2 separate regions of the Homo sapiens genome follow, and region 1 is linked to region 2. A link is an interaction called in ENCODE POLR2A ChIA-PET data of the cell type or tissue named here. Cell type or tissue: PC-9. All regions are shown on one strand. Each heading gives the region's core, and the rest is flanking DNA. Links, peaks and the distances in the headings are about the cores only. Region 1 overlaps AUH (AU RNA binding methylglutaconyl-CoA hydratase). Region 2 has its middle 38 kb from the start of LINC02937.

The links. ChIA-PET counts read pairs that join two places held together with the same protein. Peaks named below come from ENCODE experiments on the same cell type or tissue, not always from the same donor. Only the 100,000 strongest peaks of a DNase experiment are listed, where the experiment ranks them.
Region 1: POLR2A ChIA-PET joins it to region 2 with 5 read pairs; 2 of 35 experiments call an interaction of 5 or more read pairs at or near these places.

The regions. Positions count from the first base shown.
Region 1 is chr9:91,272,679-91,277,078 of GRCh38, reverse strand. All of the region lies in intron 6 of AUH (AU RNA binding methylglutaconyl-CoA hydratase), which reads left to right. Among named protein-coding and RNA genes, the nearest start is that of AUH, 87 kb to the left of the region's middle. In PC-9, for the core only: no CTCF peak of the experiment used is centred there; no DNase peak of the experiment used is centred there; H3K27ac peaks cover 1,160 bases.
Region 2 is chr9:91,199,304-91,203,703 of GRCh38, reverse strand. No RefSeq gene overlaps it. Among named protein-coding and RNA genes, the nearest start is that of LINC02937, 38 kb to the right of the region's middle. In PC-9, for the core only: no CTCF peak of the experiment used is centred there; no DNase peak of the experiment used is centred there; H3K27ac peaks cover 765 bases.

The DNA of each region.
Region 1 (4,400 bases), core at 85-4,084, 74 kb before region 2:
AGCTGGGATTACAGGTATGCCCTACCACACCTGGCTGGTTTTTTAAAAAAATTTTTGTGGAGATGAGTGTCTTGCTATATTGCCCAGGCTGGTCTTGAGCTCCTGGGCTCAAACGATTTTCCCACCTCAGCTTCCCAAAGTGCTGGCATTACAGGTGTTGTATAATACATTTCTTTTAAGAGGTGATTTTATCCCATTTTCACATTCTTTACTTGGGGAAGAAAACCACATGGCAAACATATTTTATAAACCCATTGTCTTCCAGACTTGTTTCTTGTCCTCTATGTTCTATAAGCTATTGTTCTTGAGTCTTGCCAGTGTATAAGGTGACAGGTTTTGTTTCCATGGTGCTATGTTGTAAGTTCAGTGTTTATGTTTTTCTGTGCATATCACATAAAGATCCTTTTTTAAAAAAAGTTTAGTGTTTCATTACTTGCATTTTTCTTTAGATGTGGCGCTGCAAAGTGAGTCAGTAACCTTTGTTGAGTTTCGAAAAAATAATGACCTGTTACAGTGTTTTGTTCTCGTTTGTTATTGTTTGGAAAAAGAGTCCAAAATAATTTTATTAAAGTCACATTACTCTGTAGATAGACATAGGCCATATTTTTGAGAATTCACATTAATAACAATTTTGTATATGCAATACTCTTTTTTTTTTTTTTTTGGGAGACAGGGTCTTACTCTGTCATCTGCAGTCTCAGCTCACTGCAACCTCTGCCTCTGGGGTTCAGTGGATTCTTGTGCTTCGCTTTCTCAAGTAGCTGGGATTACAGGCGTCCGCCACCACACCCGGCTAATGTTTTTGCAATTTTAGTAGAGATAGGGTTTCACCATGTTGGCCAGGCTGGTTTCAAACTCCTGGTCTCAAGTGATCCGCCTGCCTTGGCCTTCCAAAATGCTGAGATTATAGGCATGAGCCACCGCGCTCGACCTGTTCCTAATTTTTTTTTCAAATTTTGAAATGCAGATAATATTATGTACCCCATTAGCTTATGGGGTACGTAAAGGAAATTTGTATTTGATATTGGCTCTGGTTATTACTTTTGTCCTTCCATGGACAATCACTTAAAACCTTTAATGCATGAAGCTGTATTTTAGAAAGCTATTTTGGTACTAGTCTCAAAGGATAGATTGCTCTATCTTTCCCACCCTAATGAAACTAGGTCACTGGCATTTGGCACATCTCCATGATGTGAGATTTGATGTTCAGATGTGCTGTCTAGAAATGATAATGCATTGTCAGCAAGACCACTTTTCATTTCATCAACATAATTTCCACTGCCCTGGAATCAATTTATTCCTTGACCTGTTAATAATTACACTTGATCACTAGCATTTCAGTGGCAGAGAAAGCCTCTGGAAATGGCCATAGTCATCCTTTTGGGTGATAAGTTATGGGATTTCTGTTCGGCTTGGAGATTTGGCCTGTTGAAGTGGTTGACATTTTATGAAAACAAAGGAGCAAACTTTTACCTGATGCCGTGTTAAGATTCACTCTGTCAAGTGGTTGAGAACACTTATTTAATTATCTAACTGTACTTTTGCATTACCTTTTTTTATGGCCAACTTTAAACATGCCTAGGGAAGTTCCCGTTCTATTCCCAGCCAGAAGCAAGTGTTTGAAAAATGAGAAATCACCATAGAGCTCCTCTAAGATTAATTTTTCACAGGTCCAAGAATGCCTAATATTTAAAATGAGCTACTTTGAAATCAGTCATGTATCACATCAGTGTTTCAAAAAGAGATTGAGAAAATATGGGCTGTTACAAAACCACTAACCTCACCTGTTGCTCCGTGGTGATTTGGAGCCCTGGAGCAGGGCTGCCTGGATCTGAAACTTTGCTCTGTGGCCTTTTGGGAAAGTGACTTGCCTCTCTGTGTTTCTGTCCTAATCCTTAAGTGCAAGAGTGGTCATGCATATTTTATAGTGGCATTGGGAGGATGACAGGAATGAATACATGTAGAAGGCTTTGAAAGGGTTCTGGTAGATCACCACCCAGTGTGTGTTGTACTAGTCATCATTGTTACTGTAACTTAATGTGTTTTAGTGTTAATGGATGTCCTTTTTTCTCTTTTGCTATCCCAGCCCCTTCCTTGCCTAATTGTTACTCTCTTCTGTGTGGTTAGGAGCAACTAGTTCAGTTTAATTTCCCTTAGAGAGCAAGTTTCAGATATAGCATCATTTTGAACTACTAAGGAAGTTTAATTCTCCTAGGATTGGTCATATAGCCTTCTTTAGCAAAATTGAACAGGAACCTTAGGTGAAGCTTGGTTAGCCAGGTTTATGGATCTGGGGCCTTTTCTATGCTTTAATTTTATATATTTGACTGTTTAGTAGATGTTTATCTTCCTTATCTGAAGTTCACTTTCATCTTGTTGTTGTTAACCTACATAAAGATTTATTTAATGTGGATTAAGTCCTCTGTTATTTAGAAATATAAATTGAGTTGCCAATCTGATATTTACTTTCTCAATTTTTATACACTTGACTTTGCAGTTATACATTTTTTGCTAATTATTCATAAGGCTTACAACTACTACTAGTAATTCAACAGAAAATAAGTACTGTATTGTAAAATCCTAAAGGATTTGAGTTTTTAATTCAAGTATATTAAGAACACATCCTTAGGTATTGAAATAAGAACCTTATAACATCCTGTCATCTTCCAGTTTGCAGTTTCACCTCTTTGCTAGTGCTGATGAGGTCATTGATGTGTCATCATAACACTCTGAGTGCCAGTAGGGAAGGAACTGTTTCATTTGATTGACTACTGTATTAACAGTATCTAGCCCATTGCTCATTACATGATAGGTGCTTAGTAAATATTTGTTAAATGAAATAAAATGATTTTCTCTATATTTTGTATTTTCTAGGATTTTTAGGAGGCATACCCAGAAAATAGGCTTATATATTTTTTTTGGATTTGTTTCTGCTAATAATCAGTATGCTTTGCACGTTTGTATTCTGTTTCCATTTCTTTTGTTGCTGTAGTTTGCTTTTCAATAGGCACAGTTTCAGTACCTGTTTCCCTGCCCTACATAACACCTTGAGAGAGACCTTCTCTTGTGTGCCCGTTATTTTTAATCCTTAGACTCAAAAGAACAGATTGTCTTTCTTAAATTCAAATATACCTGGTCAGCCCTTTTCCACCTCTGAGAAGAGAGAAAAGAAAGTATATTAAGATTCTGGAATTATTTGTGTTTTATGGCTGTGCAGAATTAAAGTGGCAAAAATTGTTCGTCAAAGAGCTCAGATCCTTTTAAGATGCAAACCACTGAATTTGTTTGTCAGTGATTGCTCTGGAACTGGAGGTATCCCCCTGCCAATGCCTGGTTTGGGGGCCACTGTGTAATTATTTTTTACTGATTTGCCTCATGAATGTACACATATGCATGTTATTTTTGATGCCTTAAAAACATCTGTTATAAAGACAGAGGGTTTTAAATACTTCAATTTGGTACCTTTATTTTGAGCGACCTTAAATAAATGTAACATTTTCAATGCCAGTTGATATTGCAGAAATCTAAATTGCTGTTCAAATATGTGAAATTTATCATAGTTTTTCAACTATTTTCACTTACAGTGCTAATTAATAGCCACTGAACCTTAACACTTTCATACTAGTCAGTTATAGTGGAATCCTGTCATCACCAATAGCTCCTATAGCAGCTATTAGGAGATAACTGTGTTACAAGGAATACCTGGAAGAGTTTTCTCTTTGATGTTTATACTAAGTACTCAAGTGAAGGGTGTTGTACACCATGACTATAGTGAACCTTTTTGTGTGCATGTGTGTGTTTTTAACCTTGCCGGCATCTTAATCCCCCTTTCCAAATCTCTGGGTCCCTGCTGAGTTTCAGCAGCTTTGTCTCTGCCCAGGGCAGCAGGGTCCTTATCAGAAGTGGGCCTCTCGGGTGTGGCTTGGGGCTTCAGTCCTGCTTCATGGTGTCTTACTGGTTTTTGCCCTTTTTGAACATAATTCTTCAGCATTCCTGGTAGTTTCGGGGGCCACCCAAAAACCTTTCAGCAAATTCTTCTTCAGCTAAAGTTGGTATCCATTGCTAGCTGCCAAGAAACTTGACTGATACAGCTGTGTATTGTTCTGTTCTCCTAAATCCCAGTCAGTGATGTATATTGATGCTAAAGTACAAATGTTATGTAGTCAGTATTTTGCTCTCCTATTTCTTTAGAGTATGTTCTATGCCTACTAGGTCTTACTTGATTTTACAGTGAAGTTTTTTTTGGTTTGTAAGTTTGTGAAATATATTCAGCTATAATTATTTTATTGAGTACTGCTTATGCACCAGATACTTGTTAGTAATGGCTGGAAATACAGTAGTAAACAGAGACAAACCCCCAGCCTTCATAGAGCTTACATTCGAGGAGGCAGACGGATACA
Region 2 (4,400 bases), core at 283-4,282:
TCTCAAAAAAACAAAAAAATATATATTGGTAGAATTCACCAGCAAAATCATGTGGATCATATCTTTTCTTTGTTGGAAGTGCTTTGATTGCTAACTCAGTCTCTTTATTTGTTACAGCTTTCTACTTATTTTTTATTTCTTTTTGAAGAACTTTCACTAGTTTGTACCTTTTTAAGAATTTTTCTATTTGATCTAGGTTATCTAATTTGTTCACATATACTTGTTTGTAGTATTCCGTTATAATTCTTTTTTATTTCTATAAAGTCAATAATAATCCCCCCCACTCCCACTCCCAACTTTTCATTCCTGGTTTTAATATTTCTATCTTTGTTTCTTGGTCAGTCTAGCTAGGTTTATCAGTTTTACTGATCTTTTCAAAAAACCAACTTTTCATGTCATTGATTTTTCTTGATGGTTTTTCTTATTCCATAATTCATTTATTTCCATTCTAAACTTTATTATATCCTTCCTTCTGCTTGCTTTAGGTTTAGTTTGCTTTTATTTTTCTAATTTCTTAACATAGGACATTAAGTTATTGATTTGAGATCTTTATTCCTTTTAATATAGACATTTGCAGCTATGCATTTCCCTCTAAGCACTGCTTTAGCAGCATCCTGTAAGTTTTGGTATGTTGTTTGTAGAAAAGAGTTAACATAGCAGACCTGAATGGCTATCACTGGGAAGGATTGATTGCAGGGCTGGTCCTTGGCTGGCTTTTGGGAGCTTATCAGCATTCCCAGACCTTATAAGAGTTATATCTAAACTGTACAAACCATATGGTTTATACTAAACACATGCTTTCTTTTTAGGAAGATGGAATTTGGGTATTTGCCAGGTGGAATATGCCTACATGGCTAGCCCCCAGCAAAAACTCTGGGCTTTCAGTCTCTAATGAGATGTTGGCAACATTTCACAACATTTCATGTGTTGTTACATTAATAATTTGTTGCTGGGGAATTAAATACATCCTAGGGACTCCACTAGGAGAGGACCCGTGGAAGCTTGCAACTGGTCTCCCCCATCTCTACCCTGCATTTTTTCCCTTTGCTGTTTTTACTTTGTATCCTTTTGCTATAATAAATAATAGCTATGAGTATGACTGAGTCCTTTAAGTCTAACTAGTGATTTACTGAACTTCTGACACGTGGTTTTGTTTTCATTCATCTCAAAGTATTTTTAAATTTCTCTTGTGATATTTTTTCTTTGACTCCCCTTTTTTTAGGATTGTGTTCTTTAATCCACATACTGGTGAATTTCCAAATTTCCTTTTTTTACTGATTTCAAATTTCATTCCATTATAGTTGGCAAACATACTTTGTATAAACTTCAGTCTTTTTCATTTTATTGAGACTTGTTTTATGGCATACCATATGGTCTATCCTGGAGAAGGTTCCATGTGCACTTGGGAAGAATGCATATTCTGCTATTGTTGGAGTGTTCAATAGATGTCTGTTAGGTCTTCTTGGTTTTGTTGTTTCATTCTTTTATTCCTTGTTGATCTTTTGTCTAGTTGTTCTATCCATTTTTTAAAGTGAGATACTGAAGTAGGCATATTATTGTTGACTTGTTTATTATTCAACCATAATAGTTTATTATTATTCCTGTAATTCTATTAGTATTTACTTCATGTATTTTGGGGCTTTGCTGTTAGATGCATATATGATTATAATTATGTCTTCTTGATGGATTAACCCTTTTATCATGATAAAATATGCTTTTTCTCTAGTAACCATTTTATCCATTTTAACCATTTTATCCTTAAGTCTATTTTGTCTAATATTAGTATAGACACTTCAGCTCTCTTTTGGTCACTTTTTGCATAGTATATTTTACCCCGTTTTTACTTTCAGCCTATTTGAGTCTTGGAATCTAAAGTGATCTCCTGTAGACAGCATAATGTCAAGTCATGTTTTTAAATGTAAAGGCTCATTCTGCCTTTTAATTATAGTGTTTAACCATTTACATTTAATATAATTATTGATGAGGTAGGGTTTATATCTGGCATTTTGCTATTTGTTTTCTACATGCCATGCCTTTTTGTTTCTTTCTCCATTACTACCTTCTTTGTGCTTAATGGATATTTTCCTGTGTACTCAACTACCATTTTAATTCCTTTGTCATTTCTTTTGCTATATGTTTTTGACTTGTTAATAGCTTTTCTGGAAATTACAATTACCATCTTGACTTACACAATCTTATGGAGTAATACCAACTTAATTTCAACAGTATACAAATTCTTTGCTCCTATGTAGCATTGTATCTTCCCCCATCCTCTGTGCTTTTATTGTCATACACATTAAATCTTTATGCACTGTAAGTTCATCAGAACAGTTTATAATTATTGCTTTATGAAGTTGTCTTTTAATTGGAGAAAAAGAAGTTACAAATGAAATGAAAGTTACAAATGAAAAATATACTTACACTGTCTCTTATATACATAGTTACCTTTACCAACACTCTTTTTTTTAAAAACTGTGGATTTGAGTAACTTTCTAGTATCTTTTCATTTCAATCTGAAGCACTCCCTTTAGTATTTCCTGTTGGGCAGGTCCGCTAGGGACAAATTCTCAATTTTTATTTATCTTGGAATGTCTCAATTTTTCTTTCATTTTTGAAGGATGATTTTGTTAGTCATAGGGTTCTTGATTGAAGCCTTTTTCCTTCAGCACTTTCAATATGTCATCCCACTGCCTTTTGGCCTGCATGGTTTCTGATGAAAAGCTATCTTAATTTTATTGTGAATCTCTTGTGCATGATGGGTCACCTCTCTTGATGCTTTCAAGATTCTCTTTTTGTCTTTGTCTTTTGACAATTTGAGCATAATATGTCTCAGTGCGGATCTCTTTGAGTTGACTCTGTTTTGTTGGGCTCTTGGTTGTGTAGACTCATGTCTTTGTCACATTTGGGAACCTTTTGGCCATTATCTTCTCAAATACTTTTTCTACCCCTTTCTCTCTTTCCTTTCTCTCTGGAACTCCCATTATGCATATGTTGGTATACTTGATGGCATCCCATAGGTCTCTTGACCTTTGAACAAGACCTTTGATTATTTTCCTTTAATCTTATTTCTCTCTACTCTTCAGATTTAGTAATTTCTATTGATAAGCCTTTGGGTTTACTCCTTCTTTCCTCTGCCATCTCAAATCTGCTTTTGAGACCATCTAGTGGGTTTTGCATTACAGTTATTGTCATTTCAATTTTAGAATTATTCTTTGGTCCTCTTTAAAATGTTTTGTCTTTATTGATATTCCAAGTTGGTGAGGCATCATTCTCATACTTTTCATTAGTTCTTTGAATATATTTAAAATAGCTGATTTAAAATATTTTCTAATACATTTAACATCTGAGCTTTCTCAGGAACAGTTTCCATTGAATGTTTCAGTTCCTTGTATGAGTCATACTTTATTTCTTTAGATTTCTTACAATGTTTTATTGAGTAATGAACATTTTAAATAATATAACATGGCAACTCTAGAAATCAGATGATCCTCTGTCCCATCCTAGGTTCACAGTTGTTTGTTATTGTTGCTATTTGTGTATGGACTTTCCTGAACTAATTCTGTGTGTTTTGTTGTGTGTGGTTCCTGAAGTCTCTGCTTGGTTATTTTAGTGTTCAGCTCTTGACTGGACTCAGATTTCCTTAAATGCCTTGAACCAGTAAATCTCCAGCTCTTGCTGAAGGGCTCTCTATGTTGGGGCATGCCTTCAATACACTGACAGGCAATTGGCAACTCGGCCTTAGCCTTCACTTCCTCCTTGTGCAGAGCCTTAAGGTCAGCCAGAGGTGAGAGCTAGGGCCTTCTCAAGTCTTCCCTGAGCTTGCATACAGCCCTCACATGCACATGGCCTTCTAGATTTCTAGGAATATGTCAGAGCTTTTCATAGCCCTCTATGGACATCTCATTCCCCAGTTTCTGTTTTTATGTTTTTTGGTCAGCTTCTTATTTGCCCCAACTCAGGCAGCTTTGATGCTAAACAATCATCACTGATTTTTTTCCTTAAACACCCTGCAGGAAAAAGCTCTCTACAATGAATGAGGTCCTAAGTTAGGTCAAATAAAGACAAGCCGTGTGAATGGGGGTTTTCCCCATTATTAAAACACCAGAGAACTGCTGGACATATCAGATAATGACAAGTTTCTGGGAATAGGGCTTTGGGGATGCCACAAAGACATTCATTCTCCTATGGTGGCTGCTGGTTTTCATGGCTGCCGTAAGTGTGAGACTATTAGTTTTCAAGGTGTGTGTGGCTCTGGGAAGAGGGAGTGGAATAGGGCAAGTTAAAATTCCACAAAGTGGCTCGGTGTGGTGGCTTAGGCCTATAATCCCAGTACTTTGGGATGCCGAGGCAGGCGGATCACCTGAGGTCAGGAGTTTGAGACCAGCCTGGCCAACATGGTG